3 separate regions of the Mus musculus genome follow, and regions 2 and 3 are each linked to region 1. Evidence: chromatin loops called from intact Hi-C (ENCODE). Cell type or tissue: heart. All regions are shown on one strand. Region 1 has its middle 34 kb from the start of Gm44040. Region 2 overlaps Itpr1 (inositol 1,4,5-trisphosphate receptor 1). Region 3 overlaps Itpr1 (inositol 1,4,5-trisphosphate receptor 1).

Region 1 (2,500 bases):
TTTTATGAGCAGCTCCTCAAGGGTTGCTATGCTTTAAATTAAAACTCTCCATCCTCTTATTCAAATAAACAAATTATACTTTTTTGTAAACCCCCCAAACATTGTCAGATTTCCTTTAAAGAAAAAAAAGGTAAATTGTGTTTCTTGAACATTACAAATTACCAAGACTTACAGCTCAGTGATAGAGTACTTGCCCAAGAAGTAAGTCCCTGGCTTTAATACAAGCACAAGGTGGTAAGCATAATTTTACAGGAAAAAAAAAAACATCTTTTAAAAACGGTAATGGGGTGGTTCAGTGGTCAAATACTAGCACAGAATAAACAGGGTCCCGGGTTCAATCCCCAAAACTACAGAAAGCAGGAAATGGGGGCAGGTGGGAGGGGGCAAGCCCATCAATGCTGAGTGATTGATACTGATATATAGATGTAGCTATATATAAACATATCACTGATGTGAATGTATAGATACATATAGAACTATCACACACATTCATACACTAAGCGCATATATAGAACAATCTCAATGAATATTGATAATAATGCTATATTGATGTAGCATAGTGTATACTCATGCTTTTAAAAAAATTGGTGGACTAAAACGAGTTCAAAGACAGACAATTGGATCTTTTTGTTTGTTTGTTTTTGTTTGTTTGTTTGTTTGTTTGTTTGTTTTTTCAAGACAGGGTTTCTCTGTATAGCCCTGGCTGTCCTGGAACTCACTTTGTAGACCAGGCTGGCCTTGAACTCAGAAATCTGCCTGCCTCTGCCTCCGGAGTGCTGGGATTAAAGGCATGCGCCACCACGCCCAGCCTTTTATAGCAATCTTAAGAGTCATAGACATTATCATCTAAACTCACCAACTTTTTAAAAGATTGAAATAAAAAAAAAGGGGGTGGGGCTAATTGAAAGTGTTGAGCCCAGAAATTCTTCATGTTTTATTCATCTTTAAGTTACTATTCATAGATAACACTAGCCAATAGCTACTGTTTTCTGAGAACTGTTAATACGTGTGAACAGACCACTGACTTCAACAAGCGTTGAGCAGAGGGGTCAGGATTAATGGGCTGTTCCTGTGTCTTTTAGGCGTGAGGCCTCCCACAGTGGATGTCATCATCTTAGACTTAGAAAAGCTAGTCACATCCTCAAAAAAAAAAAAAAATGTTGTATGATAAACAGATCATAACAGAAACTGCCAGGGGCAGGCAGACACGGAATCCAGCTGGGTTTCTTTAGCCCTGATCCCAGTTTCAGCTGCAGGTTTTTTCCAGAAAGAACAGAAGTTTGATTTACTCAACATTCTGCAGAAGTCAGGGGTGTGGTTATAACTCATTGCTAATGGGTTTTCCCTTAATTCTTGTAGCAACAGGACCTTACAGTGGCTACTGGCAGGAAAAAGGTGAAACTAAGGTCACAACAGGAGTCTATAGCATCAAAACAGAAACAGCTGTTGAGGACCACCTAGCGGCAGCAGGGGCAGCAGTATTTTTTTATATTATCCCTAAGGCACAAAGTATGACTAGTTTCCAGACTTAGAGCTGAGAGCCACAGTGACGGATGAAGACTATGTGTTGTTTTTTTTTTTTTTTTTTTTTTTTTTTTTTTTACCAACTCTGCCATTAAATGCTTGTAATTTCATCCTGATACACAAATCACCTCTGATGTAGGCCAATCTTGTTTTCTTCTTATTCATTAGAAAGTGTGAATTCAGGGGGGAAACGTCCATGAACCGTTCGTTGGGCTTTCTTTCTTTCTTTCTTTCTTTCTTTCTTTCTTTCTTTCTTTCTTCCTTCCTTCCTTCCTTCCTTCCTTCCTTTCTTTCTTTTTCTCTTTTTTTTCTTTTCTTTTTTTTAACAGGGGTTGGATTGGAAATTTGACAGCAACGCTGAGACGCTTTTGCTAAGGCAGGGATCAATGGGAGTGTGCTTACTGAGTAATTGCATTCCTTCTTGGCTAGCCAGCAACGTGGAAACTGAGCCCTGCTCGGCGCTGTGCACACCCAGCTTGCAAGGTCTGTTTCCACTTCTCCAGACCAGGCCAGTCTCATAGGAACAGCTGTCTCCAAACCCTCTGTACAGCCGGAAGCCAGTTGCTTGGGTTAGGAGCCCATTTTGTGCCAGGGACTACAGGAAGTACGTCATAGGCCTCGCCTTTTCTCATGACCTTTGAAGCCAATTTGTAGCTGGGTGAGGAAGCTGAGACCAAACTGGCCTCATTGCCCAGTCTGGATCCTCAGCACCTAACTGGCACAGTGCTGGCGCTAGGCACCAGAACCCCGGGATGAGGGAGGGCATGGATGAACATCCTAAATACTCACTAGACATGTTTTGAATGTAATGTGACATGACATGTTGTGTCCTCCCTGGCCACTTTCAAGCCTCAACTCCTCAGGACAATTGGGGAAACTGAAGCCCCAGATCAAATGACTTAGCAAAGGTCACAGGGCAGGGGGGCAGACAGAAAAGTGCCTTTGAGTCTTTCTGTGGTCCAAATGGTAATTCTAT
Region 2 (2,500 bases), 59 kb before region 1:
TTGGGTGTGTAGGAGGTTCTGTGGTGTCAACTGGACTATGATCATCTCTCGTTTCTCCAAACCCCTCTCTCTAAACCTCCATCCAGAGTCAGTCATGCTCTGCTACCCTGTAAGGAAATCTCACCCACAGGGTCAGAACTCAGGGGAAACCTGGCCGATTGTATGTTGAGGGTGCTTGAGAAAGCTGGAGGTTCTCTGTCCGTGTTGGTGTCCTCCCTTATCTGATTGTCAAGGAGTTGGCTTACACTGGCCTGCAGCTTAGCTGGCAGGATGTCTGTGTGCCTGGTGCCAAGGGAACTAGAGAAGCAGAAGATGGTTTCCCCAAGTGCATTCAGAGTGTTCTTTCTAGCTTTTCTGTCAGCCTGTTAATGGAGATGGATTTCCAGGCATGGGGTATATGTTCACATACAAATGTATTATCTAGTAGGTAAGTCAGGGACCCTTCAATAGTGGGTGTCAGGAAACCCACGCTAGATGAAGCAGAGTGGAAATGCATTGGTTCATTTTGACATAGAAAGCAAGAACCTGGCTTCAGGTATAGCTGAATATGGGGGCTTAGGCAGTGGCATCGGGGCCCAATTCTTTTGTCCCTTAGTTTGGCTCTGTGTCTACTGAATGTTTGTGATTTTATGACCCACGGTGGGGTAAGAAGAGGACAGTAGCCCTAAACTCATATTCCCTTCAGGTTCAAGGTAAGTAGAAAAAAAACAAAATTGTCTTTTGCTATAATCCCAGGGGAGAAAAAAATGCCTCCTGGGTTTTATTGGCTCATTTGGTCACATGACAATCCTTGAACAATTATTATATCCAGAAGAATATAATGTTGTGATTGGCCAGATGAAGCTCCTTCCCGACCTCGGGAACTGGTTCTTGAAAAGGGGTGGATCCCCCATGGGAAGGTCAGAAATCGTTCCCTGAAAGAAGTACAGGACAAAGAGCTCATCCTGGCAAAACCCTGTTTTTGTTTCTTAAGAAAATGTTCATCTTACTTGTGACTGCAGAAGCCAAGAAAGTTGAGCCGTGTCCACTTCTCACTAAGCTCAGCCCCTGTAGTGTCTGGAATGGAGCCAGCTTAGATAACGAGCTTTAAGCATGCTGATCGCAGAGTTCACAGAGACGGGTGACTTCTGTATCTGACTGACTCATACAAGAATGTTAGAAATGGTTCATTTCGAAAACCATCATTTCAGTATGTGTTAATTTTGTTTTTGCCGTACACAAGTGCTGCTTGATTGCTGGTGCACTTGAAATGATTTGACTACTGTGTAATTTGTATTATGCCTGAAAAGCAAAGTACTGGAATGACTTGGAGTCCCAGGACAGTTCTGAGAGAGCTTGGTGGGCACTCGGTGCTAAGGCTCCTCTCAGGTTCTCACGCCTAGTTGAGCATGGTCTCTGCCATCTGACTCTTCCCACCACCGTCTGTTCTCAGGTCTGCAATAAAATCATCTTCCTGATGAGCTTTGTGGGCAACTGTGGGACCTTCACCAGAGGCTACCGGGCCATGGTTCTGGATGTGGAGTTCCTCTATCATTTGCTGTATCTACTCATCTGTGCCATGGGCCTCTTCGTACATGAGTTCTTCTATAGCTTGCTGGTGAGTACCAGGGGTTCACATGTGGAGAACTGTGTCATCTCTTATCACAGACCCCCCACCTTCTAATCACAGCTACTGGGCCTGGTTCTATAATATCAAGCTCCAACTGCATCCGATCTTGGGAGGATCTGAGAGGAAAATGACATAGGAAACAGGGCAGCTCCAGGGAACCTGGCAGTGCAGGATCTCATCATGTCCTGTATGTGGCACATCTGTAGTTTCCACTCATGGAGGAGGTGCCTCTGCAGTTCAGATGTTTCCTATATATGTGTCCATTTCTCTCACTTGGGAAGCACTTGCCAAGAGGCATATGTTTGACACAGTCACCTACAGTCCTCTGCAATCTGTTTCTCAAGGCAAACATGTCAGGACCAAAGTAAGAGCAACTTGCAAAGCCCAGGACCCAGGACAGTGAGCTTGCTAAGTAAAAGTGATTTTGTTCCCATAGAGCCAAGTTGTTAAGACCTTGACAGTTGGTGAGTTGGTTCTGTCCCTTTCTTGGGAGCAGATTAAGTTATAAACCAAATAATGATTTTCTGTGCCAAAGTCAAAAGAAACCTAGATCTATAAAATTGGGGATAAGAAATTTCAGTGCACCTACATAACATGGCAAGAAGCATAAACTTTTATGGTGCAAACACAAGAAATATAAAAATATGAAGATCAAAAAAAATATCCAAGGGCTAAAAATAAGAGAGGGGGGGTAGGGAAATGGAAGGAAAGGAAAGGAAAGGAAAGGAATGAAAGGATTTAGACAATAGGGATTGTGAAACGTCCTTAAGGAAAACCCATGTATGGTTTCTAAGCTGCTTTTGTCTGTCTCAGTTTCCTTCCTTCCTTCCTTCCTTCCTTCCAAGTTGAGAAGAAGGTTTTCCTCGCAGGGATACTGTATGGATCACATGT
Region 3 (2,500 bases), 110 kb before region 1:
CCTCCTCCTCCACCATACCGAGGGGCACTCATGCTTGCTTTCTTTTCTATTCTATTTCTTTGTTCATTCTGTCATCTCCCTGTAAAACCCACAGGAGCCACTCTCCTGAGGCTCTGCTGTGGGCGTTTACCCTCAAGTTTTTCAGTTTTCATCAGGAAAGGTCCTAAGAGGAAATCTCAAGATTTTTCACCCGTTTTTGTTACTATTGTGTTGTTTGTTGGTTTTTTGTTGTTGTTGTTATTCTTGGTTTTTTTTTTGTTTGTTTGTTTGTTTGTTTTTTTTAAATATCCAGAGATAACTTGCCCCAAGGATTCCTAGCTTTGGCCTGAGTTCCTTTTAACTCGGAAGTCTGTATCCTGCTGTTTAAACATTAAGATGGTTCCTCACTGCCTTAGAGTCGGCAACCTGCAGGCCAAGGCGAACTTTAAAGAAAAACCAGGTCATGCCGCATGTTTTTGGTGAGCACAGGAATCAACAAAGCGCTGTTACATAACTTCTATTTATGTCCTCCTTGCTCACTATCTGCAGGCAGGCAAGAGTCGCAGAGCTGGGATTTAATGAGCTCTGGGTTTGCTCACCTTCCTGAGCTGGTAGGAACCAGCTTGTTCTCAAAATGCGTCAGTAAAGAATCAGGCTGTGGGTGGGCGGCCAGGGGTAGTAGGTGGGCCGCATTGTTGCCATGGTGTTTTTTAATTCCCCTGTTTCTCAAGGATCCTGCTCTCTCCTTCCCTGACTCCCCACCCCCTTCTTTTCTTTTCTTTCTTTTTAATCCATGCGCTTCCTTGTTTCTCACGCCCACTCGTGATTTCTTGGAGCTGCCTCAGGAAACAGGAATATTTTCCCTCCCTTCCACAAACACCCCCATTGTGTAGCCCCAGGGCCTCAGAAGAGTTTTTCCTAAGGTGCTCCTTTCCCACCCTCCCCTGTCTATTTTCCCGTGATTTTTCGTAACCACTCCCTCCATTGCCCGGGCTTAGCCTCCCTGTGGCGGGATGGAAGCTTTCTGTCTCCTGCTAGATTGCTCCGGAACCAGGTGGATTCCGTTGCTCCTAGCACAGCAGTTTGCCCCGGAGGAGAGCGGTTGTTTGTGTTTCCCTACATCCTGGTCTCTGCTCTTGCCCTAAACTGAATGACATCTGTCCCCTCTAGCCATATTATTATGAAATAGAGTCACACTTTATAAAAGGAAAACAAGGGAAGTTTGTCCCACAATGATGACCCCTGTTACCTGAAAGTTACAGGTTGGATTAACACACATTTTAAAAAAAATAGAAAAAGTCATGTGCTAGGGAATTAGCTAAGTGGGACAGTGTGTACTTGGCACGGGTGAAACTGGGTTTGATCCTCCATCTGTCTCGAGAACAGTGCATGTGTGTGAGAGCTCGTGTACACACACACACACACCCTCCCTCCCTGACTCTGATACATAGCAAGGAAGGAAGGAAGGGCTGAGAGCCCTGTGGCTGCCAGGGAGAGCTCCCTGCTCCCTGCACCTCGGCTTCTGAGGGAAGCCACCCAGGTTTCTGTGCTGACTTTGTGTCCACACTCTCAGCAGAGCGGAAGCTTTTAACAAGTACAAAAGAATAAGTTGAGATGAAAAACTCCAGCGGGGGGGGGTGGGGGTGGGTTGGGGGTGGGGGTGGGGGGGGGGACAGTTCCAGCAAAACAGGCTTAAGATTTTTAAAGTTAAAAAAAAATTTAAAAAGTCAAGCCCACCCCTTCATTGCTTACGAGTTGTGCAATCCTTACTGGAGGTAGCTGTTTGAATAATCAAAGGCCGGCTGACTTCCCTTCATTAACTAGAGCGGCAGACATCTGCATAAAACATCCCAGATTCCAGACTGAGTAGGTAATTTTTTTTTCCCTCTGAGTAACTTGAGGGACTTTCCCTTTGGAAACCTTCCAAGAGAGTGAACTTCGTGGTTGAGACTTTTTTCTCTTTCTCCCTGGTGTTGGATGTAGAACCCAGGGCAAGTGCTCTACTGCTGCGCTTGTGCTGGGCAAGCCCTACCTACAGTGGTTTTTACTGGGCTAGGCAGCAGCTTGATCCTGAATATGAAGCAATTCAGTCACCTCAGACACAAATCTGGAGCCCTCAGTTCTGAGAACGTTCTTGGTGTTCACAGCTGACCGCCGCTCTATATCTTAGCGCCACTTGCCACTTCAGAGCCTGCCCACACTTAGATTTCTCAAGGTCCACTAAGATCCCTTGGAAAAGTAGCCCTCCGCGTTTTACCAGTACCCTACGCTTGCATTTTGAGCTTGCTTCATCAGCGTGGTTCAGACACTCAAGCCTGTGGTTCTGTAAGCCATGTGTATTCTTCCGCAACTGTTCCAAAAATCCAAGACTTTAAAATGTGTGTGTGGGGGGGGGGGGAGGGACTGTAATTGAAGGAAGGTGTGGTGGAGTCACCCTCAGCAGCTGGTGTTTGAGAAATGTGGCTTTATTAATGTTCTTGCAACATGACCCCACAGACTGTCGAGCCTGGAGTTTGTAGCT

Evidence for each region. Peaks named below come from ENCODE experiments on the same cell type or tissue, not always from the same donor. Only the 100,000 strongest peaks of a DNase experiment are listed, where the experiment ranks them.
Region 2: it touches region 1 in a loop (1.8-fold over the local background); 4 of 42 quality-filtered maps call a loop at or near these places.
Region 3: a loop joins it to region 1, with 12 times the contacts of the local background. A loop is called at or near these places in 3 of 42 quality-filtered maps.

The regions. Positions count from the first base shown.
Region 1 is chr6:108,568,423-108,570,922 of GRCm38, forward strand. No RefSeq gene overlaps it. Among named protein-coding and RNA genes, the nearest start is that of Gm44040, 34 kb to the left of the region's middle. In heart, a CTCF peak has its summit at 1,461; DNase peaks (open chromatin) are centred at 1,269 and 2,079; H3K4me3 peaks cover 393 bases; H3K27ac peaks cover 590 bases.
Region 2 is chr6:108,509,263-108,511,762 of GRCm38, forward strand. Itpr1 (inositol 1,4,5-trisphosphate receptor 1) reads left to right here. Exons shown (of 62, transcript NM_010585.5): 55 at 1,433-1,597. Among named protein-coding and RNA genes, the nearest start is that of Mir7661, 21 kb to the left of the region's middle. In heart, no CTCF peak of the experiment used is centred here; a DNase peak (open chromatin) is centred at 959.
Region 3 is chr6:108,455,828-108,458,327 of GRCm38, forward strand. All of the region lies in intron 44 of Itpr1 (inositol 1,4,5-trisphosphate receptor 1), which reads left to right. The region is part of intron 3 of Gm35165 (a long non-coding RNA gene); the gene reads right to left. Among named protein-coding and RNA genes, the nearest start is that of Gm35165, 16 kb to the right of the region's middle. In heart, a CTCF peak has its summit at 983; DNase peaks (open chromatin) are centred at 534, 984, 1,414 and 1,894; H3K4me3 peaks cover 823 bases; H3K27ac peaks cover 2,340 bases.